Regions from separate parts of the Mus musculus genome. Here region 1 is linked to region 2. A link is a loop called in an ENCODE intact Hi-C map of the cell type or tissue named here. Cell type or tissue: heart. All regions are shown on one strand. Each heading gives the region's core, and the rest is flanking DNA. Links, peaks and the distances in the headings are about the cores only. Region 1 has its middle 87 kb from the start of Zcchc2. Region 2 has its middle 41 kb from the start of Gm20753.

What was found. Peaks named below come from ENCODE experiments on the same cell type or tissue, not always from the same donor. Only the 100,000 strongest peaks of a DNase experiment are listed, where the experiment ranks them.
Region 1: a loop joins it to region 2, with 2.9 times the contacts of the local background. A loop is called at or near these places in 5 of 42 quality-filtered maps.

The regions. Positions count from the first base shown.
Region 1 is chr1:106,071,197-106,082,809 of GRCm38, forward strand. It overlaps the pseudogene Gm26509. Among named protein-coding and RNA genes, the nearest start is that of Zcchc2, 87 kb to the left of the region's middle. In heart, for the core only: no CTCF peak of the experiment used is centred there; a DNase peak (open chromatin) is centred at 6,105.
Region 2 is chr1:106,125,004-106,136,616 of GRCm38, forward strand. No RefSeq gene overlaps it. Among named protein-coding and RNA genes, the nearest start is that of Gm20753, 41 kb to the right of the region's middle. In heart, for the core only: no CTCF peak of the experiment used is centred there; no DNase peak of the experiment used is centred there.

The sequences.
Region 1 (11,613 bases), core at 3,640-7,639, 55 kb before region 2:
CAAAGAGAAAGTTGGCTCTGGGACCCCAGGAGAGGCTCCAAGCTGAAAGAATGGGCCCGCCTTACTTATAGTAGAAAACATTCTGAGTGAAAGAAGCCAGTCACAAAAGAGCTATATGACCCCACAGACATGATGTACCTAAAATAGTAAACGTCATATGAGCACAGGAGAAGCAACTGGTACAGTTTCTGAAGACTCCTACAATAGGGGCATGACAATGGATGCACTAATCACCGTGAACTGAAGGGGGCGCAATTGTTTCATGCACAGTTTCAGTATGGGAGGCTTGTGAGGATGATAGTTACAGCGATCTGCTAAAAATTTTAAACTGGTAAGTTTTCTTTTAAAAAACACTTTAAAACACAATTCATCAAGTAAGTTCTTTTGAAAGCAGAATCGGGGTGAGGGTGGGGGAAATAGTTTGGTGGTTGAGTGGGTATTGCTCTTACAGTAGGTACCCAATTTGGTTCCTAGCACCTACATCAGGCAAATCACAGCTACCTGTAAGCTTGGGGGGGAGGGGGGAGGCACAGACAGACAGACAGGGAAAAAAGGTTTCTCTAGACTCTTCTCCACCTGGTATGTTAAGGCCTCGACCCAGTGTTTAGATAATACAGAGAATAAACAAATATGTTCTCCAGGGAAAGAACAAAACACAGCAAGGCGAGGAGGAGACAGATGGAGGGGAACAGTTGGCACCTTTCTGAGCTTAGCCTCTGTCAAGGGTTCCCAAACTTTGGCACTCAGCAGAATCCTTTGGAAGGGGAGCCTGTTAAAACAGGAGTAGCATTTTAAACAGTGTCTCATGTGATGCTGCTGTTGTTAGTCAGCAGGTCGCTGTCTTTGGGAACTACTGGCCCACCTTTAAAGAGTTAAGAGCATAGTCAGGGGGTTCATAGACTTTATTAAACACTGCAGTGTGGTACTGCAGATTTCTACGGTAGTAGAAATGCAAACGCCTCTGAGAGCTTCCCCAGCTGACGGTCGGTGAGCAGGTTCTCCCGCCCGCTGCTGGGAAGCGCCGCCCTGAGCATACATTAATTAGCTGAGCATTCTGTGAGTGCTCGGTGGGAGGGTGGGGTATGTGGAGTCACTGCAGCTGCCGCATCACTGCCACCTGGGTACCAATTAAAAGCCCAGGTTCCCAGGCCTCTCCCAGAGCTTCTGAGTTAGGTCTTTCCAGGGTGAGACCTCACTATCTGTGGTGTAAGCATACTGACTGTGAGCTAGAGCTTTTAAACAATTATTTTAGCAAATTTTCCTTTAATTTTCAATGGCTAAACCAGAGCTCCTGACTACCAGGTATGTATTGTCACAATATAGGTGACCAATTGCTGGTGAAAGATTTTTTTTTAAACTTATTCTTTAATTTTTTTTTTTTTTTTGTCTTACAGTCCAGACTTTATCCCCCTCCTGATCCAAGAGAACGAATTTTTATTCTCCCTTTGTTTTCCTGCAAATACGGTTTGTGTATCACCTGAGTGAGAAATTTAATGCAGGATGACTACTGAGTGAGCGAGACCCTATCTCAAAAACCAACGGAGAGATGGTTCAGTCTGCTCCTCCAGAGGTCCTGACTTCAATTCCCAGCAACCATGTGGTAGCTCACAACCATCTGTAATAGGATCTGATGCCTTCTTCTGGCATGCAGGTGTGCATGCTGATAGAGCACTCATACATTAAAGAAATAAGTAAATAAATAAATAAAATCTAAAAAAAGAAAAAAAAAAACCCAACTGGACATGGTGACACACGTCGGCTTAGGAAACACTCTGAAGGATCATTGCCATTTGGGGACTAGCTTGGTGTACATAGAGAATTCTCATATAACCAGGGCTACATAGCAAAGCCATGTGTCAAAAAACAAACAAAAACAAAACAAAACAAAAAAACAAAAGCAAAAAACCAAACTAACCAATCAACAAACAAACAAAGAAAGTACAAGGAATTTTTCTGAGTGGGTGGGAGATGGGGGGGATAATACCAGCAGCAGAGTTTTTCAGGTAAACGTTAAGTAGCAGAGAGGGAAGCACAGAGGACAGGACATCTGAGAAGCAGGCTGGCCCCCAAAGTCCCATAGACTCCATGAACACAGAGACCGCAGAGACACAGAGTCCCGTTCCCCTATCTGCCACACACCACTGCAGGGAGCCTGCTGGAGCTGGAGCTGAGAACATCTCCTTTTAACTCAGTTGGCAGGAATTCTCTCTTTATCTCTTACCTTCTAGTGTTCAGTGTCTACGCCTGCATGTGTGTCTCATGACGCTTAGGTGTTCGTTAGCCTGTTTCTTCTGTGTCCCACCCTGTCTTCCATGAGGCATGGTTTCCATCCTTTCTGCCGCCTCACACACTCTTCTGCTTCCTGTCTTTTCTTTCATCTTTATGCCTCCTCCTTATAGCTACTAATTATAATCTCCCATAGCTTAACGAGCCCTAAAATACGAAGTCCTAGTAGTATCCCAACTTTCCCCATGTTGATTGCTTTTGTGGTTATTTTGTTGTTGTTGTTGTTGTTGTTCAAAGCTTACCTAATTCTTTGGGGTGGGCAAGTAGGGATTCGAGACAAGGTCTCACTATGTAGCTCTGGCTGTCCTAGAACTCACTATGTAGACCAGGCTGTCCTCGAACTCACAGAGATCTGCCTGAGTGCGTGAGCCAATATGCCCAGTGAAGATGATCTGATAATTACACCTTATCCTAACCCACTCTTTCTTTTCAGGGTATATTTAATAATTAATCCTTATGTTTACCAAGAAGTAACAATGAGAGATTCTCTGATTCAGCTGAAGGTACCAATTAAAACAACTGTTCAAACTGTAGCTTCCTTCATTGCTCTTTTGTCCTTAAAACACAACCAACAAAGAGGAAAATAGATAAAATAGTAACATAGTGTTTACTTGCTTCAAAGAAACGGAAAGCCCAATTTCGCTTCTGTCATTTAATCCCCTGTGGACGACTTGAGGAGCATTCGCTTTTGTCTGAGCCTTTGTCCTCTGAGGACCAAGTCCCCGATAACGAAAAGTGAGGAATAAACCTGTGTTTGGCTTTATCTTACTGTGGTTTGGATTTTGAGTTATGCTTGGAGTTAGACATCCAAGCCAAAGGCACCGAAAGGGGATGATCTTGACGTGAAAGGGGGGTCAGGAAGGAAGCCCCTGAACAAATATAGATATGAATAGCAGCAGAGAGAATCGGCCTCCACCCTGGGTGTAAAGAAGGAACTGACAGAGCCAGGACACAAGACACAGGCATCAAGTCCCAGGGTGGATCCAATGGAGCCACTACAGAGCAGATACCCAGAACCTATGTACATGTTGGATGGATATTGAGTGACTCTAGAGGAATTTTAATCCAGCAACATGGCTTCTCTGGCTAGGGATCATATCCAGAGATCTTCTTAGGTCTGTGTGATCCAGCTGGAATGCAGGTGTGTCACATAGCTTTAATCCTCCTGGCTGGAATACAACACACCGTTAGTACAAACTTTTAATGCCAAACAATGTAGGTAAGGTTGGTTTTGTTTTTGTTTTGTAGAAGGAAGCAACCGTGTTTGAAAGTGACATCTAACTAGAGGGCGGTTCAATGAGTGCACTTCAGGTGAGTTTAGTTCTGTCAGTTAACAGGTGGGAGTCAGTGGAGTTGAGTTTGTTCCATGCAGCTGTGTGCAGGGCAGCAGAGACAATATAAGTCGAAGAATAAGGAGTAGCCAGAAGCTTATAACAAATTGCCAGAGTTAGTTTGAGACCAAGCAGAGCAATTCAGCGAGAAGCTGAGAGAAGCCAGATTGAACCTTGGAGAGCAGTTTGAGCCAGAACAGCTAAGTTGGACTAGCCAGCTAGAGTTCAGAAAGAACCAGAAAGGGTGAGCTGAGTTAGCAGTAAGTCTCAGATATGACAATTACATAAGAGGAATTGAAGTTACTTCTACAGGTGACCTGCTTACAGTTCAGGCACTTAGGAGGAGGGGAGCCCTGGAGAAAGCTGCTTAGCTACAGAAGTTTAATCTGCAAGCTCTGACTTCAAGCGAGAGACTCTGCCCCGTGTAAAAGATGGAGAATTCTCAAGAAAGGCATCTGGCATCAACCTCTGGCCTCCACATATATAGGCCCTTACCTCCCCACCCCCTGCCACATGTACTACAAAGCAAAGTCTTAGGGTGACCCTTGTATTTTTTTTTCAGTTGGAGGTATAACCAAAATTTGTGGGGTGTTAATGAAACCCTTTCCAAATTGTTTAGATTTTAGACTCTACAACATCTGGGTTCCACGTGTCAAGAGGCAAGTTTAGAAAAAGTATGATAGTGGTTTAAAACACCAGCCCTAAAGCCAAAAGACTGGTACTAAAAGCACCTTTCACCCTTGATCATGGGGCAGTTTCTTAATATCTTTGAGCTTTACTTGATTTTTTTTTTTAAATTTTTGGAGACAAAATCTCATGATCAAAAACTGGCCTTTAACTCTATACAGTAGCAAAGGCTGGCCTTGAAGTTCTGATCCTCCTGCCTCCGGCTCTGGAGTGCTAGGATTGCAGGTCTATGCTACCACACCTGGCTTATGATAAGCTTGGGGTTTCATGCGTGGTAGGCAAGCACTCTACCAATGGAGCTGCATACTCCTCCTGAGCCTTGGATGCTCTGTGAGATCAGCAAGGACACTTGAATATTTTGGCGCATTGTATAAAGATTATCCTTAAATTATTCAAATGCTGATTTCTGAACCGGCAAAGATCTGATTACAGGCTGGATTTCGGTTAAGCATCTCCTTCCTTAGTATTTTGTAAGCAGTGTTCTCCATCACCTTCTGGTTGGTTAAAATGAAAAGCCTATGGCCTATAACAAAAAGCGGGCTAGTAAGGTAGGACTTCTGGAGAGAGAGAGAAACTCTGGGAAAGAGGCAGATGCAGGAGATTCAGACAACTGGGACCTGGAGGATAAAGAAGGCCCGGAAGGAAAAAGAGGTAACTAACCAGCCGTCTTTTCTTTGACGACAGACAGGGAGCTTCACATTGAGAAAGGATGATCTTGGTAGAGGAGACAGAAGGGACTTTTCACATCATACGATCTGCACCCTTAAATTTGTCATTTATTTTATTATTAGTCTATGAAATCCAGGGTCCATTCTTCTTAAGGATGAACGACATGCAAGCAGAAGTGGCAGGGCTGTTTTTGGCTGCTGCCCCTCGGGTAGAGTAAAACCTCTACTTTTCTTCACAGTGTCTGTGTTGACCACTCTCATAAATATTTATTCCTTAGTCAACGGTCAGTGTCTCCCTTTCTTGGCATATGTTTCTGAGCTTATCTCTTCAGTCCCTCTATAGGCACTTCTGTAGCCCAGACTGGTCTCACACTCCCTACATAGGTAAGGATGACCTGCCTCTAGCTCCTGAGTGCTGGGATTTCAGGTGTGTATCACCCACCTGGTTTATGTGGTGCTGGGAATCAAACCCAGGCAAGCACTCAACCAACCTTGCCAGACCCCCAGCCCCTTACTCACTTTCTTGTGTCTGCATCAGGCTCTTTTCTGTTTTCTGGAAACTTCTTTCCCATTGCTGCCCCATTTTCCACCCCCCTCGAATATTTTATATCTGCTCCTGGTCTTGCTCCTTCTTCAGAACTCCCTCCAGTGACATCAAAGGATATGTGTGCTGTGTGAGGTCCCTTGTAGATGGAAGTCTGGGTTGAAATCGAACCACAGACATGTTATCAAGAGTGCCTCCTTCCCTCTAGATTAGTCCCACGATATTCACTGAGAAAGTCCCTCTTGTCACTGGATGGCCCCTCATCCACTAGAGCATTTCTTTTCTCAAAACAGCCAGCAGGGCCAGCATAGCCCACTTACTGGAGACTTGAGCCCTGTAAGTCCTACATTCTGGTGTCTGAGCCAGAAGTCTATCTATGGCAAGCTGGAAGAATTGGTCACCTTAGTAGCAACAGACTAGCACACAGGTTAATGATGAGGCATGGGTGGTCTGGTTCAGAGAGTAAGACCCAAGAGAAGAATAAGAGAGCTGAGACCATTGATCCTGGAGCAGAGGAGCTGGCTGCGGATGGACAGTGGCTATTTTGGGGACAACCTTCATGTGTTCACTGGGCGTGCCCCATCTCCCCCAGAGATCAGAGTCAAAGGAAATGGGTGTGTGGGGAGTCTGAATTTACTCACAAAGCCAAATTTCCTGACAGTGAGTATTCTTGGACACCAGAATGAGTCTCTAAGACAGATTGAGCATTGTTCTTAAGATCTTCAGCACAAGGAATTCCGAAGGGCTTCAAGAATGTGGGTGTGGCCCAGGACCTGGGATGGAAAACAGAACACAAGATTCTGTTTCTACCTACCCAGATCTTCTGTGGATCTGAGTTTGTTTCTTGTCATTGCTTGTCTGCAGTTAAGCCTTACCGTGACTGGGACAAAAGTGGCTTCATCGCAGTTTCCTGGGAGATTTCAAGCTCCACTGATGAGTGATGGAGAGGAAAAGACAAACTTGTTTTTTGCTTTTCTCTAAGGAATGTTCTTATTAAGAAAAGTTTATGTGGGTTCACCTTTAGTGACAGTGGTGTTAGGGGCTGGGCAGGAGTCCTGTCTATGATGACTACCACTCCATCAGAGTGAGGGCCCCCCCCCCCTTCTCTCCCTGCTCATTGCTCTGAGATTTCCTTAGGGCATCATGATTTAACCTGAGACCACATTTTCCCCACGGAGAATTCTTGTTACAGGAACTGGGGCTTGTTGAGGTGTGTTGTTGTTGTTGTTGTTGTTGTTGTTGTTGTTTTTCAGTTATGGAACTGTCTCTCATTCTGTGAAACTAAGCACTAGTGAATCACTGAGGTTACAAGTGGCATGTTCTTTGGTTGATGGTTCAGACTCTGAGAGCCCCAAGGGTCCAGGTTAGTTGATATTGGTCTTCCTATGGAGTTACTATCCCCTTTGGGGCCCTCAATCCTTCCTCCTATTCTTCCATAAGAGTCCCAAAGCTCCATCTACTGTTTGGCTGTGGGTGTCTGTATTTGTCTGAGTCAGATGCTGGGTGGAGCCTCTCAGAGAACAGCCATGCTAGACTCTTGTCTCCAAGCATAACAGAGTATCATTAATAGTGTCAGGAATTGGTGCTTGCCCATAGGATTGGTCTCAAGTTAGACTAATTATTGTTTGGCTGTTCCCTCAATCTCTCCATCCCTGCATTTCTTGTAGACAGGATAAATTTTGAGTCGAAAGTTTTGTGGGTTGGTGTTCCTATCAAACCATCAACCAAAGAACATACACGGGTTGGACCTAGGCCTCCCCACACATATGTAGCTGACATGCAGCTTGATCTTCATGTGGGTTCCAAACAACTGGAGCTGGAGCTATCCAAAAACCATTCATGGTATATGTTCTTCTAGCTGGGCTGCCTTGTCTAGCTTTAGTGGGAGAGGATGTGCCAAGCCTCACATTGACTTGAGGTTTGAGGGTTAGGGGATACCCAGGGAGGCTCCCACCTGCTCAGAGAAGGAGAGGAGTCAAGAGGGGAAGGATTTTGGGAGGGGATGACCAGGAGGATGTAAAGTGAATAAGAAAACAAAATTAAAAAAATAGTATGTGTTGGTGTTGATGGTAGTGTTGGTGGAGGATTCTTGTTGTAGGGATTTCTCCCTTCATGAGAACAGCTTTGTTGGTTGGAAACCATAACATCTTAGATCTATTTTCTTTGCGTGCATTTTGTATTGTCATTGGACAACACAGTCTGAGATAAAAGGCAGAGAAATTGTTTGGTAGAGCAACAAACTCTGGGTTATCTCCTTTATTCACTTTCTATATATGCTCCCTGGATTCTGCCCACGTACCTGCTTAGCGTAGACCCAGTCACTGACTCTGAAACTGTCCCACCCACCAGACTCACCACACTCACAGTGATAATCTCTTTATGGGATATTATGTATGCTAACCAACTCAGAGTAACAAGACCAGACTGGGGCCAGGAGAAACCCTGAAAGAAAAAAATAAATGGTCCTTGCACGAATAGCTTTCTAGGTAAAAATGAGCACTCTCTCTTACATATACATATACACACACTTGAGGAGTTGTAGTTTTATATTTAGTTCTTGCATGAATAGCTTTTTTTTTTTAATTTCATCATGTTAAGGATTTGAAAGGTCCTTGTGATGGTTTGTATATCCTTTTTTTTAAAATTTTTTTTTAATTAGGTATTTTCCTCATTTACATTTTCAATGCTATCCCAAAGGTCCCCCATCCCCACCCCCCAACCCCCTACCCACCCACTCCCCCTTTTTGGCCCTGGCGTTCCCCTGTACTGGGGCATATAAAGTTTGCAAGTCCAATGGGCCTCTCTTTGCAGTGATGGCCGACTAGGCCATCTTTTGATACATATGCAGCTAAAGACAAGAGCTCCTGGGTACTGGTTAGTTCATATTGTTGTTCCACCTAGAGGGTTGCAGTTCCCTATAGCTCCTTGGGTAATTTCTCTAGCTCCTCCATTAGGGGCCGTGTGACCCATCCAATAGCTGACTGTGATCATCCACTTCTGTGTTTGCTAGGCCCCGGCATAGTCTCACAAGAGAGAGCTATAACTGGGTCCTTTCAGCGAAATCTTGCTAGTGTATGCAATGGTGTTAGCATTTGGAAGCTGATTATGGGATGGATCCCTGCATATGGCAGTCACTAGATGGTCCATCCTTTTGTAAGATCAAGAATCGATAAATGGGGCCTCATAAAATTGCAAAGCTTCTGCAAAGCAAAAGACACTGTCAATAAGACAAAAAGGCCACCAACAGATTGGGAAAGGATCTCTACCTATCCCAAATCGGATAGGGGACTAATATCCAATATATATAAAGAACTCAAGAAGGTGGACTCCAGAAAATCAAATAACCCCATTAAAAAATGGGGCTCAGAGCTGAACAAAGAATTCTCACCTGAGGAATACCGAATGGCAGAGAAGCACCTGAAAAAATGTTCAACATCCTTAATCATCAGGGAAATGCAAATCAAAACAACAGTGAGATTCCACTTCACTCCAGTCAGAATGGCTAAGATCAAAAACTCAGGTGACAGCAGATGTTGGCGAGGATGTGGAGAAAGGGGAACACTCCTCCATTGTTGGTGGGATTGCAAGCTTGTACAACCACTCTGGAAATCAGTCTGGCGGTTCCTCAGAAAATTGGACATAGTACTACCGGAGGATCCCGCAATACCTCTCCTGGGCATATATCCAGAAGATGTCCCAACCGGTAAGAAGAACACATGCTCCACTATGTTCATAGCAGCCTTGTTTATAATAGCCAGAAGCTGGAAAGAACCCAGATGCCCCTCAACAGAGGAATGGATACAGAAAATGTGGTACATTTACACAATGGAATACTACTCAGCTATTAAAAAAAATGAATTTATGAAATTCCTAGGCAAATAGGTGGACCTGGAGGGCATCATCCTGAGTGAAGTAACCCAATCACAAAGGAACTCACACAATATGTACTCACTGATAAGTGGATAATAGCCCAGAAACTTAGGATACCCAAGATATAAGATACAACTTGCCAAACGCATGAAATTCAAGAAGAATGAAGACCAAAGTGTGGACACTACCCTTTCTTAGAAATGGGAACAAAACACCCATAGAAGGAGTTACAGAGACAAAATTTGGAGCTGTGACGAAAGGATGAATAGCTTTTTAAGGTATGAGTAAACACACATGTGAGGAATTTGGTTTTATATCTGGATATAAACTAGTTGAAAGAAATTCTACTTTAGTGGTATGAGGTATGCAGCCCTGTAGAGTCACCAACTTTGTATTTAAAGCAGTAATCAGAATGCAGCAGCAACACAGAGCACAGAATGTGTCAAGGAAACCAGTCAGGAGAGCCATTGGCTTTTTAATGGGCAATTTAAGCAACAAGCCCATGAGAACAGTTGCCACAGTTTCTTCCTGTATGACAAAGAAGCATGCCTGTGGTGTTACTTGCTGTTCCACTGGGCATTTATGCTTCATTAGATAGCATCTCATACCAACTAGTGTGGTACCAATGGAAGAAGAAAAGAAACTTGGATGGGAAGCTAAGGGACAATAATTTTGCAAGAGTTTTGTAAGCGTACCTTCTGCCTATGACCTTAAGAGTCTTCTTGATGAAGCTGCCATTCTAAAAAGCTACGTAGAAAAGCCACGAGCAACAAGAGAGTCTTCCTTATGTTGACAGAACATAAAACATGGGTTTCATCAGCTATGACATTCACCAGCGTCCCTGTCAGGCATAACTGCCACCTCCCTCCTTTCTTATTTTCTTCTCTCCCCAGCCCTGGTCTCCTCCCAAGTTAGCTCCAAATCTGTTATGTAGACGAGGATGGCTTTGAAGTACCGGATCCTCCTGCCATCTCTCAAGTGCTGGAGTCACAGGCTGCCCCACTATCCTTAGTGTATGCCATACTTGCAATCAAGCTCAGGTCTCCCTCCATGCTAGGTAAGTGATCTACTAACCCAACTAGATCACCCTAGCCTGAGACTTAAGACCATGCCTTGCCAAGCAAGATGGTGCACACCTGTAACCGTAGCACTTCTGGGGGAGATGTAGGATCTGAAGTTGAAGATCTTCCTCTACTACATAGTGACTTGAGGCCACATCGGACCTTCTCACCACAAAAAAAAAAAAATAGATATATAAAAATACAAAATAAAAAAGTAACTTGGTACCACATGTTTACGATGTCAGTTGATGCCACTTGCTGACCTGCAGACAATTACTTAGGTGTCACTGAGAATCAGCAAATGGTGGACTATAGATATACCTATACATATTCTCACTACTTCCAAACTCTGTCAGGGTAACAGCAGGAGTGGCTCCTGCCCATTCATGGTGCAATATATTCTATCCTTTACACTGTGCAAGTGTTTGTTTCTTACTAGCCAAGTCGTTGTAAAGTAATATCTCATTTTTAACATGAGTTGGGTAACTCTGATTACAATGAGTTTGAGTCTCGTCTTGTATTTATTAGATACTCCACTTTTGCACTGCATGTTTTATTCATACTTTTGACTGCTTTTCTCCCTAGTTTGTAGGTGATCCTTAGGTATTTTATATTTGTCCCTCCTCCCAGTGTTGCAAGGCATTGCATAAGCTCTTCTCCTGTTACAGGACCTTGTTAAATAGAAAGCTTTATTTTTGATGTCCAGAGACCTAGTCACGTTTCCTTTGAGATTTATCTCTTCTGTATCCCCTATTTGAATCTGGTTGTTTTTGCTATACGATACACTTATGAAACACAATTCCTGGCAGGTACTGTCAGGTGCTTCTTCTGAACTGGTTCTGATTGGCTTGCCTGGACAGTGCTGAATGGCCTTGCCTCTTTAGTAGGGGCTCTATCTGAGATCAGAGGGCATCTCACTACATGAACTTCCCATAGTGCCTCTGCGGTGACTGCATTAAAAGCACACTGCATTTACACACTCTTTACAAACTCCACCTCTTATTTGCTGACACTCAATGTACCTGTGTAAGCTGTAAGGCCTTGTCCAAACTCCAGGAAACACAAAGTACCTACTATCCGATGGGAGAGTCTGCCATTATGTGCTCACAGTCTGGATTTAGCTTGTATAATTCTAATCCATTGGACCATTCCAAGTTCATATTTTT
Region 2 (11,613 bases), core at 5,157-9,156:
CCATTCTTTTCGTGCTCCCAGGTTTCCAATTTCCAGTGTTTGGATCTGGGTCATTTATATACAGTTATATAGCCCCAGAAAAATTCCACCTGCAAGGAAAAACAAGGAAAAATCAGAGCATTTCAAAGTTACTCAGGAATAGGTGACATAGGTTTCCATTTTGTGTCTGAACTCAGCTGATCAAAAGTGGAGATGCATGGAACATTGTCGGGTTCATATATGATAACAGCCTTCAGAAAATACTATCTGAGTACAGTGGCTGAGGGTGCTGTGCAGTGCCCCTTGCTGTGGGGCACTCTGACAAGCAAATATACGCAAATTATACTTGAGCACTCAGGTCCCATAAAACTGGCATCCTGCTAGGTTTGGTGGTCACTATTCAGGAGGTTTTCCTCTCACACAGTAATCCCACTCACTCCTGGAATCTGCTAAGGAATAATTTGTAAAGACTGTATGTGACTAAAAGGGACACTTAGATTATTCAGAATCATATTATCTAGTATATTGCAGTTGAATATTGTGAGTTCAAAAGATAAAATGCAAACAAGAGAACACAAAATTAGGCATGCCCTGTGATTAAGTCCACATGCAGACTGTCACATGCAGAAGGTGCTGATGTTCAGGTATTCCCCAACCTCAGGTCCTACAACCTTCCTAGCCCCTCTTCCAAGATGGTCCTTGAACTTGGGGAGAGGGTGTGACATAGATACCCTTAGCCTATGGCTGAGCCTCTACCCTTGGACCAGCTGTGAGGTTAGTGTTCTATGCACTCACAGCTGCTGCAATTGTCTGCATCAGACTGGCACAAGAGCAAGCCAGTCAGCATTCTAGAATGGAGTGACGGTGTCATGAGCCCCCACCTTTAACTGATGAGCCTTAGGAGGAGGGAAAATCAGTTTTCTAAGGAGTGCTTGGCCACACTCCAGCAGATGGTCACACACCTAGAAATACATAAACAGCATTAATGTCTTTGAACTTCTAATCCTCCTGTCCCCTGACACTTGAATGCTAGGATTACAGGTACCATTTCTACTGGGTACTGGGGATCAAATCTGGGGCTTTGTGCAACTGAACTAGTACTCTACCTACTAAGCTACATCCCCATGCCTCAATAGAGATATTATAATAACAAAGTAAAATGCAATATTGGTGTTACCAAGGGGAGAGTCAAAACAAGAAGGTGACAGGCTGTCAGGCTGGAGACTTTCTGTCACTTTGATGGCATGAGTGACAGTGATGTGCTACTGGTTATTTTGATCCCCCATTCATATCACTGGCATAGGTAGGGACATGGTTGTTCAATGCAGAAAGGGAATTGGCAGCGGAGGATAGTTTTCGTGAATGGGTGCCACGCATCTCTTCTCTCTAGTCTCATGTGCTAATGGTTCGTATTGCCTTGGAATCAATCACAGTACAACCCTGTACCACATAACAAAGCTTCAGTCCACAGCACAATGCATATAGAATGGAGGTCCTGTAAGGTTTTAATGAAGTTGGAGCACCCTGTTGCCCAGTGACATTCTAGCAAGAAGCAATAGTTGACTGTTTTTGGTGCTGCTGGTGCAAACAAACTGACTCTGCTGCCAGTCGCAGAGAAGCATAGCCTGATCTATCCTGTCCTGTGCAGCCAACATTTGCCAACGATACTGAGTGACCACATCGGTGGCTTGTGTATTACTGTGATACACCTATTTTCATTCTTTCAGGCTGTACTCATGCTTATTTGCTTTTAAAGTTATGCAGTATGTTACATATGCAGCAGCCTTTCATGCGGGGGCTCCCAGCACAGCAGAGGACAGCAGTGCCCTACCATCTGTGTTTATGTCAGTGTGCACTAAAGTGTTCACACATGGTGTCATAATGGTGTATCTCTTAGGCTGTGTCTCTGCTAAGTTATGGGAGACTATACTGTTGTTCCTTCTATGGGCCTGAAGAGATGGCTTTGCAGTTAAGAACACATCCTGTTCTTCAAGAGGACCAGAGCTCAGTTCCCAGCATCCATATTAGCTCACAGCTCTCAGGGACACAACATTCTTCTAACATGTGCAGTCACTACACACACATACATAGACATACACTCAGACACATACATGTACATGTAATTAAAATAATAATAACAGCAATAATAATGATAATAATATTAATAATAATAATTAGAAGCAGCCTTGAGCTAGGACTGGTGACATGTTCCTATAATTATAGCACCTGAGAGACAGGGACAGGTGGGTTGTGAGTTTAACCCACATAGAAGTAGGCGGGTTATAAGTTTAAAGCCAGCCTGGTATATTAAGCAAATCTTAGGCTCCCTGAGCTATTTAGTGAAATCCTGTCTCAAAAACCAAGGTCTGGGATATAGTTCAATGGTGGAATACTTGCCTAGCATGTGCCAGGTGTAGGGATAAAAGCAGATCAAATAATGTCAAATAATATAAAGGATGGATACCTCTGGTGTATTTTGTGTTAAAGGGAACAGTTGTGAGCAGTAGGGAACAGAGGTAGACGGCAAGACTGTATTTAATACAGGGAACCGAATATTGAAGTTGGCATGAGACTTCAACAGCAACACAGAGAACCTCCCTCGGGGGATGCAGAAGCCCATGATAGCTCCAACTCCACAGGGGAACCCAGGGCACCTCCTAAGTATGAATGGTTCATGACTGAGAGGTTATCATGTTTTAAAAGGCAAAGAAGTCTAGTGAGGTAGTTCACCAGGTAAAGATCTTTCCACACAAGCACCAAGACCTGAGTTTTAGATCCCTAGCGGTTCTATAAAACCCAGACGCAGTGACACCTATTGGTAGCTAAAGTCTTGGGAGTACAGGGACACCCTGACAAGTCTCTCAACTCTAAGTTCAGCATGAGTCCTTGTCTCAAAACACAAGAATGACACTGAATTTGAGAAATGGGTCAATAGAAAGCACGGCTTTAGTGCAGATCAGGAAGAAGAAATGAATGTAAGAGAAATGATGTTAGTTAGTCATAATGAATTATGACTAACTCTCCAGGGAGGTTTACTGAGAAAATTGAGAGTGGCAGGCTGATAGTTAGATGTGAATCTATCACCAAGGGAGGAAATGTTTAGGGGATGAAAAGCGCTAGAATATATTTTATGTTGATGATGAAAGTGGTTTGAGCTAGGGGTGTAGTTCAGTTGGTAGAGGGCTTTACTGGTGCACAAGAAGCCCTGGATCTTATTCCCAGTGCCACATAAACCAGGAGTGGTGGCCAACATCCAAGGACACAGAAGTTCAAGGCCACGCCCTTGGTTATATGTTGGATTCAAGGGCAGCCTGTAATGCACGAGACCCAGAGAGGAAGAAAGCAAGAGGGCAAGGGAAAGATGGTGAATGAGAGAAATCAATAAGGAGAGACAAGGAGAGACATGTGTAAAGCAAAGTCTTTGAGCATCAAGATGAGATAAGCTCACAGCACGAGGGTCTATGGAGACCCTCTCATATGAGAAGGAGACTTTCTCCACTGTGGGTTAGAAGACAGTGTCTATGAGTACAGCTCAACTAGAGTTAGATCAGCACATGATAATGGAGTTCCAGGCATGCAGTTCGGAGTTCCGATTCCTCCCTTGGGGTGTCCAGGCACCACTGTATCCCAGGTGGGAAAGGATGAAGCAGGTAGGTCAGCAGATCTCAGTCCCACCATGAGTGCCAGGAGGGGGAGGGGCTTCTCAGGGAATTGCAGTGTTACTGCTCTCCTAGCTTGTATTTAATGAAACAGCTTGTGGTCTTTATTTGGGATGAACAAGGGTTTGGAGTGTGGGAAGGTTACACTGGTTGAAGCTTAAGGTACTGGGAACGCCTCACTTGCATGGAGAGGTATTTCAGGTGCTTGCTGGACAGGAAAAGAAGTTGAACTTGTAATTTCGCTGAGGACTCTGCAACATTCCTCAGGTAGAGGATGTAGGGATCAGGCTCCCTAGATGAGGTCAGCCAGAGAAAAGGAAGCTCTGCTGGGAAAGGGGGTCCTCCATTTTGCACAAAGCTCAGGGGAGTTGTCTGGACCTATTAAGGTAGACCTTAATAGCAAGATCTTCCTATACAGGGAACTTTCATCCACTATCAGCTTCCTCATAGACTTGTGTGTGCAAAATACTGCATTTCTGCAGTTTGTTTTGTCTATACATATATTTACACATTATGTCAACGAACATTTCTATTTAAGGACGATTGTAGCTTGATTGGGTATAGATTATATGCATGCCACAAACAACTCTAAAGATATCTCTGCCCCATGTGACTTTTTTAAAAAAATCTGGTTAAAAAATAAACCTAACAAAGCAGAGGCATGATTGAGCTAAACACTAGCATTAGCTATGTATGAGCCAGTCTGAGCTAAACACTAGCATTAGCTATGTATGAGCCAGCCTGAGCTAAACACTAGCATTAGCTATGTATGAGCCAGCCTGAGCTAAACACTAGCATTAGCTATGTATGAGCCAGCCTGAGCTAAACACTAGCATTAGCTATGTATGAGCCAGCCTGAGCTAAACATTAGCATTAGCTATGTATGAGCCAGCCTGAGTTAAACACTAGCATTAGCTATGTATGAGCCAGCCTGAGCTAAACACTAGCATTAGCTATGTATGAGCCAGCCTGAGCTAGATGACACCCTTTCTCAACCCTCACCCCCACTCTATTAACCACATGGCACAAACTGAAACTCATAACCAGTTGTAAGCATTTGGTTCAGTATTGCTAAATATATACACACTGTTGGTGAATATATGGAAGTCATTTTTATCTTCTGTGACTGTCAACTTCTTTGACTATCAATCAGTACCTCATTTTTTAGTCCTCTCTCAGCCTGAAGTAGACATCATTTTATTTTCTACTTCTGTGCGTGTGACTGACTTAGATGTCCCACTTTGTTAAGTCATGCCCTCCTCTGAGTCAGCTTAGCTCACTCAGCACAATGTCCTCAGGAATCATCCATGTACTAGTATACTGCATAGGCCTGATGTCCATTGATATGCCTCCTGTCCTGTGAGAACTGTGTATTTGATTGCTTTGTCACATTTTTACTTGTTGACTTATTTTCTGGGCTGGGGTGCACACGAGTGCCATGGCACATATGGTGGCAGGACGACAACTTTTAGAACTTCTCTCCTTTAAACTGAAATTTATATTTTTTAAAAGTGTGTGTGTGTGTGCGCGCGCGCATGCGCGCGTTGTGTGTGTGTGTGGTGTACTCTGATCAATTTATAATTGTGCTACTTATTTGGTTATTTATGGTATTGAATCATAGGAGTTCTTTTATTGTATGTGTATGTGCACGCGTGTGTACACATCACATACGGGAGCACATATGTCATGGCATGCATGTGGAAGGTCAGAGATCAACTCTATCGAGGCAGTTCTTTCCTTTCCACATCTGCATAATGTCCTGGAATCCAGGTCAGGCCATCAGGCTGGGAATGACAAGCATCCAGTGCTTTTACCCACTGAACCCTCTCACCTGCCCCAAAGACCTCTGTACACACTTGGACATCTCTGATACTTCGGGCATACACCTTGCGAATATTGCCTCCCACTCTATGCCATCTTTTCCCTCTCGCTTCTCTTATACTTCAGCAGCTCCTGTGTTTGACATCACCCCACTTGTCTATTTTTACTTTCATTAGCCATGTGGAATGTATCATCAAGACATCCCTGCCAAGACCATTTGGGTTTCTAACAGTATTAAGAGTATGCGATTTCTCCCACAGTTCAGTGCTCCTCCAAAAATCATATTTAAATTACTTCTGTGAAATATTTTATTTTTAACAGTGTGTGGAAACTGAATCAAAAATAGAACCAGCAATAATGTCAGATATTTCATCTTTGACCAAATGTACTTGTTTATATTGATTTCACAGATTCTATGAAGACAAAGAGTCATTATTGGGCAGAGTTGGTTTTCTTTTTGAAACATCTGATGGCATTATTAAACCACCATTACTAGCCATTCAAAATCTTCTGCTGCACATAGCAGAGCAAGCATAGGTACTGTATACTTTTTAATCTATACAATAAGTATCGTATATTTATTTAATCTTAGAAATAAAAAGGCAAAATTAATTTAGAAGTGTTTTATGGGCTTTATTTTCACAATAGGGTTTATTATACAACCCACAAATGTTGGGGGATGGGTTTATGCACTGTGTATTCAGATGCTGATTACTGTGCCCAGAGATCTGGCTGCAGTCTGGACCGTGTGTGGCATTTGTCAAGCATCCCCTGTCTCAATGTTGTGTAAAAGTTGTTTTCCATCATCTCTGATCAGTTAGTAAAATCTGATGGCTGATAGCAAATGCAGGAAGTAGAAGGTAGAAAGGAAAGGAAAGGAGAGGAGAGGAGAGGAGAGGGGAGGAGAGGGGAGGGGAGGAGAGGAGAGGAGAGGAGAGGAGGGGAGGGGAGGGGAGGGGAGAGGAGAGGAAAGTTGATTATTGGTTCAAAGTGGGAATTTGAACTGAGGAAACTTTCTCTAGAGCTTCTGTTCATATACGTGCACCATACACAATAACACTTGAATTTATATACTACTCTGTAATTTATTTTAGTCATCATATGGAGTTATGTGAGGCCATCTTCTACATATTTAGGATGGACACCTAGCTACCTGCCCCTCTTCTCCCTTCCTGTTGGTCTCCTCCGTTTCTTATATAGTTTTGCTTCTAGTTTCATCTTATTTCTACATGCTCTAGGATGCTTCTCTGTTGCTGTGATAAAATACTTTCTCCAGAAACAACTTTGGGCAGGAAAGGACTTATTTAGTTTAGTCCTTCCCTGAGGGAAGTCGGGACAGAAGCTCAAGTAGGAGAGGAAGCTGAAACCATGGAGGATGCTGCTTACTGGCAGTTTCTTACAGAGCCCAGGACCACCAGCAACGGGCTGTTCCTCCACGCCAATCAACAACCAAGCCAGTTCCCCACAGATATGGCCACAAGTGGATCTGATCTGGGCAATTCCTCAACTGAGGCTTCCTCTTCAACTACTTACTGGCAAGTTGTAAATTGTTAATGAAAATTAGAAAGTATTTTCCTGTAGAAATGAATCACAGTGAGTAGCTGCATGGATGAGCCCATAAGTGCCAGGGCACCACTCACTGTTAACCTCAGCTCTCCAGGGCTTGCTGTGGATAGGAGCCAGGCAAGGAGCAGAGGGTTGGTGGCTGTAGTAGCACCTCCTACCACCCACCCCGCCCCCACCCCCTGGAGGAACAAGTCATAGGGACAAAGGGTCTGAGGGCTGAAAACATGGGAGCATGCTGGCCATCCTTCTTGCTCACATGGCTCTGCACTGTCCATGTCACTTACACACAAGGGAATCAAATTTGCTAACTAATCAAAGAGATTTTTTCTGGAACAACAGACGTTTTACATCTGAGGGTCACACAATCGCTAGGTCTTGCTTAACAAGGGTAGGGAGGGTCTAATGACAAGCCTGAAGCCAGCTGAGAGCCATTTGCAGAGAGAACACATGTCCAAATATGTCTGATTTCCCTAGAGGATACTGCTTCCCCCCTCCTCCACTCCCCTTTAGTCATTAGGCTCCTACTCTCAGCGCTAACCTCCAGACCTTGTGAGTTACACACTGCCTTTGTCCTGAGGTGACACGCAAGACTCTGCTATTCTGAGCTAAGGCAGCCCACTTTGATGCCTTCAGAGTTTTACATGCTTCCAAAATAGGGATCTTCTGAAATAAAGCACTTTTCAAGTGGATGTAGGATAAAAGCTGGGCACAATCCTCTTTTAGTTGGTTAATTATAATAATTACAACCACATTAATCATCCGTTATTCATTTATTGCCTTTGCTCATTCTGAAAATTACACAAGGAGACCAAATATGGGTTTGTTTGGGTTATCTTTTTGTCCATGATATTCCTGGATGTCCTGAAATTGTAGCAGAGTAAAAATTCCTATGTAGAGGGCTGGCATTTCTTGTTGGGTTCAAAATCTTTCTTTTATTTTTAATTTTTTTTAAAAGAAATTAATCCAACCTGTGTCCTGTGAGGTCACAAAGCCTCCCCTTGTCAATTGTCAGATGACATATATCATTTGATAATTGAGACAATTCTCAGGGTCAGACACCATCTTGCCATGAGAAGGAAGTTGAGGGTTGTGGTGTTAGGAAGGCCAGAACCCCTGCATTGAGCCTGCACACCCAGAGAGCCATCTTTCTCGTATCCATGTTGAAGGTGGGGCTCTTCCTGCAGTGTCCTCCTCCCTTTCCTGTGTACTTAGAGCAGGCAAGAATACACATCAGTGCCTACCACTGCTGTGCTAAGTTACCACACACTTAGTGGCTTAAAACAACCTACATTCATTATCTTGGAGTTCTTGAAGTCAGAAATCTGAACTGAATGTTGAGGTGGTACATTTAGAATCAAGGAGGCTGTAGAGATGTTCCTTCTGCAGACTGTAGGTGCTACCAGGGATATCTGTTCCTGCTTTTCCGGCTTCTGAGACCACCTGCATTCATTGGCTCAAGGTGCCTTCCGTCTTCAAAGCTAGTGATCTCACGACACACAGTCCTGCTCTGGCCCTCTGGTCTTCCCCACTCTTTCTCTTCTAAGGGCTCTTGTGGGTGTGTTCAGGGTATACCAAGATAATCATCTCCAAATCTTCAACTGAGTCACACCTCTAAAGTTCCCCTTGCCATACAACATAATGCATCCACACATTGGGGACTGGGGCCTGGACATTATGGGTGGCCTTTAGTCTGCTCACATGGTTTTCTTTGTCCCAAAACTTGTTTGCCAGTGTTCCCAACCTTGCTAAAGCTGTGACCCTTTAATACAGTTCCTCATGTTGTGATGATATCCAACCATAAATTCATTTTCATTGCTACATCATCACTGTAATTTTGCTACTATTATGATTTATAATGTAAATATCTGTATTTTTTGATGCCCTTAAGTGACTCCTGTGAATGGGCCCCCAAAGGGGTGGCAACTAATAGGTTAAGAACCGCTGCTCTATACTACATCAAGGTGAGACAGCATGATTTTTATCCAATGATTTATTCAACTTTGCCCTTTTCCAAAATGTTTTTTAAGACCATTTTTAGATGGCAATCGTTTTCCTCTGCTGTTCACAATCCCTTATCACCAAGCTGTCTAACTGTGATCCTATGAGCACTTTGCATGTAAAAGGACTTTAACATAACCCAGGATTAGTATGCCTTTGAGAAAGTACCCTCACACCCCTCAGACCTTTCTGAAAGTCCAAAAGCATACCAGAAAGAAAAGAAAGAAAAAAAAAAAAAGATTCCCTGACTGAGTAAAGGAAAACCAGGCTGGGCTGTAGCTTAGTCGTGGTGTGCTTGCCTATCATGAGCAGAGCATGGATTTGGTCCCCAGAACCACTTAAACCCAGAACAATGACAACAATGTGCATAAAAGAAAACTCCTGAAAATAATGCTGTCTTCTACTTAAAACAATCAATCAATCAATCGATCAATCAATAAAGCAATTTCTCACACCTTTCCCTACTGGCCGTCCTGCAGTTCCTTCTACTTTTGATGTAGAGCTGACCGAATATGAAAGCAAAAGATGATGATATGACTGAACATTTGCATGGAAATGTGGTAGAGTATTTCACATGATAAACACCTTAACAATGTACACAAAGACAGTCACAGTTGTCTGTTCTTCGTGCTGATGTCCTGTTTGCTTGTACAAATGATTCCTGTGTGTGTTTCTCTGACAGTGTTGGTTCTTAATCTTGCTGGAGACTCTGAGTTTAAAGAAAGCATGTATTTCTTAGATGGCTGGGACAATTTAACAACAATCCATCTCTATCTTCAGGAGGTGCATTCAGGACCTCCAGTGCTTGTCTGAAATGAGGATTACATCAAGTCCGACACCCAGGCCCTGCAAGGATACACATCTGATGAAGGAGATAGCTCCTAAGTGACTACCAGGCTCAGGGCAGACATCCTGGACAAATAATGACTTCCCAGAAGGAATGTATCAGGGTGCCTCGAGATTGCATCCCACTACTCAGAGTGGGGTGTGGTTTAGAACATATGAAGTGCTGGCTTCTGGAGTTTTCCATTTAACATTTTGAAGCACAATTAAAACCACAGAAACAAAACCATAGAGCAGTGGAGACTCATGTGTCACAAACTGAGGGACCTCATCACTCAGCTTTAGGAGGCCACGGCTCTGAAATGAAGGCATTCACAGAGGCACTGCCTTTAAAGGCCCTGAAAGAGAAACTCACCACAGGCCTTTCTCCAGTCCTTGAAGCTCTCAGGCTTATGGGACAAAACATCTTAGTCTCTGTCATGTCACAATGTAGCAAACATGTCACCTTTTTCTTATAGGGACACTGTCAGATTTCTGGCCAACTTGAGAGCGAAGATGACTCTATTTTTAGATTCTTGACAGGATTATACCAACTAAACTCTTATTTACACGTTTCCAATTCATAGGTGTCAAGGGTCACATCTTGTCTTAGCTGTTTTTAAAAATATTTTTTGAGATTAATGTTTCCTCAGAACCTGCATCCAGGCCAGCTCCAAAACAGTTACCCACAATGTGCTCAGGCCCAGACACACAGACTGCTCCATCTTGCACATCTCCTACCCCCAGGTGGTCCCACAGCCTGGGCAGCAGTGAAACAACCAGCCCTTCCTGGGTTTGGCCAACATCACAACTTTTTATTCCCCATCCCATAACAGGCCCCCAATGTCAGCAAGAAGTGCTAAAAGGCGATTATATCACCCTGTATTCATTTATTATCAACAAAAGGCTGGGATATTTGGTTCCGTACATCAAAGCAGATATGGCCTCCAAGTCCTCCCAGCATCCCTCAGTCCCTACCTGGTAGACGATGCCCCAACCCTGAACTTCTTCTAGAAGCTTCTCCCTGTATAATCCAGACATTTTTGTTCTCGCTGCTCCATCTTGCACATCTCTCTTCTCTCTTTGCTGGCGCTCTTACTCTCTTTCTCTTTCTCCTCACCTCTCTCTCCCTTCCCATGGTGACTGTTGTGTTTTATAAAAAGACCAGGATATGTTTTGTAGAGCGAGGTATGGTGAGGTGGGAGAGGTGCCTCGGCAGACCCATGCTGAGACATCCCTTCCTCCTGAGGTACCAGCTAGCCATAGACAGGTATAGTAGAATAGAATTTAATTTAGGGCATGGGAAGGGAGTTGAGAAAGGAATAAACAGAGAGGGGAGAGGAAGAGGAGGAGGAGGAGGAGGAGGAGGAGGAGGAGGAGGAGGAGGAGGAGGAGGAGGAGGAGGAGGAGGACAGGCCAGCCAGGAATGCATGGAGAGGAAGAGGGAGAGGGGGAAGGAGAGCAAGGATGGGCCAAACACCCCTTTTTATAGCAAGCCAGGCCTACCTGGCTGTTGCTAGGTAACTGTTGGGTGCAGTCCTCAGGGCCAGTGAACTTGCCTGAGAGCAGCTTCTCAATAATACTGCATTTAATATACTGTAGTCTGGCTTGAATTGGCTCATTTCACTGGTGGTGAAATAACTCATCAATTAAAATATAATTAAATCGCTTTTCTCTTTCCCTTTTCTCCCTCCAGTCCTTCTACCCTTGCTTTTTTTCAATTCAATGACCTCTGACCTCCTTTTCTTCCATTGTTGTTACATATATA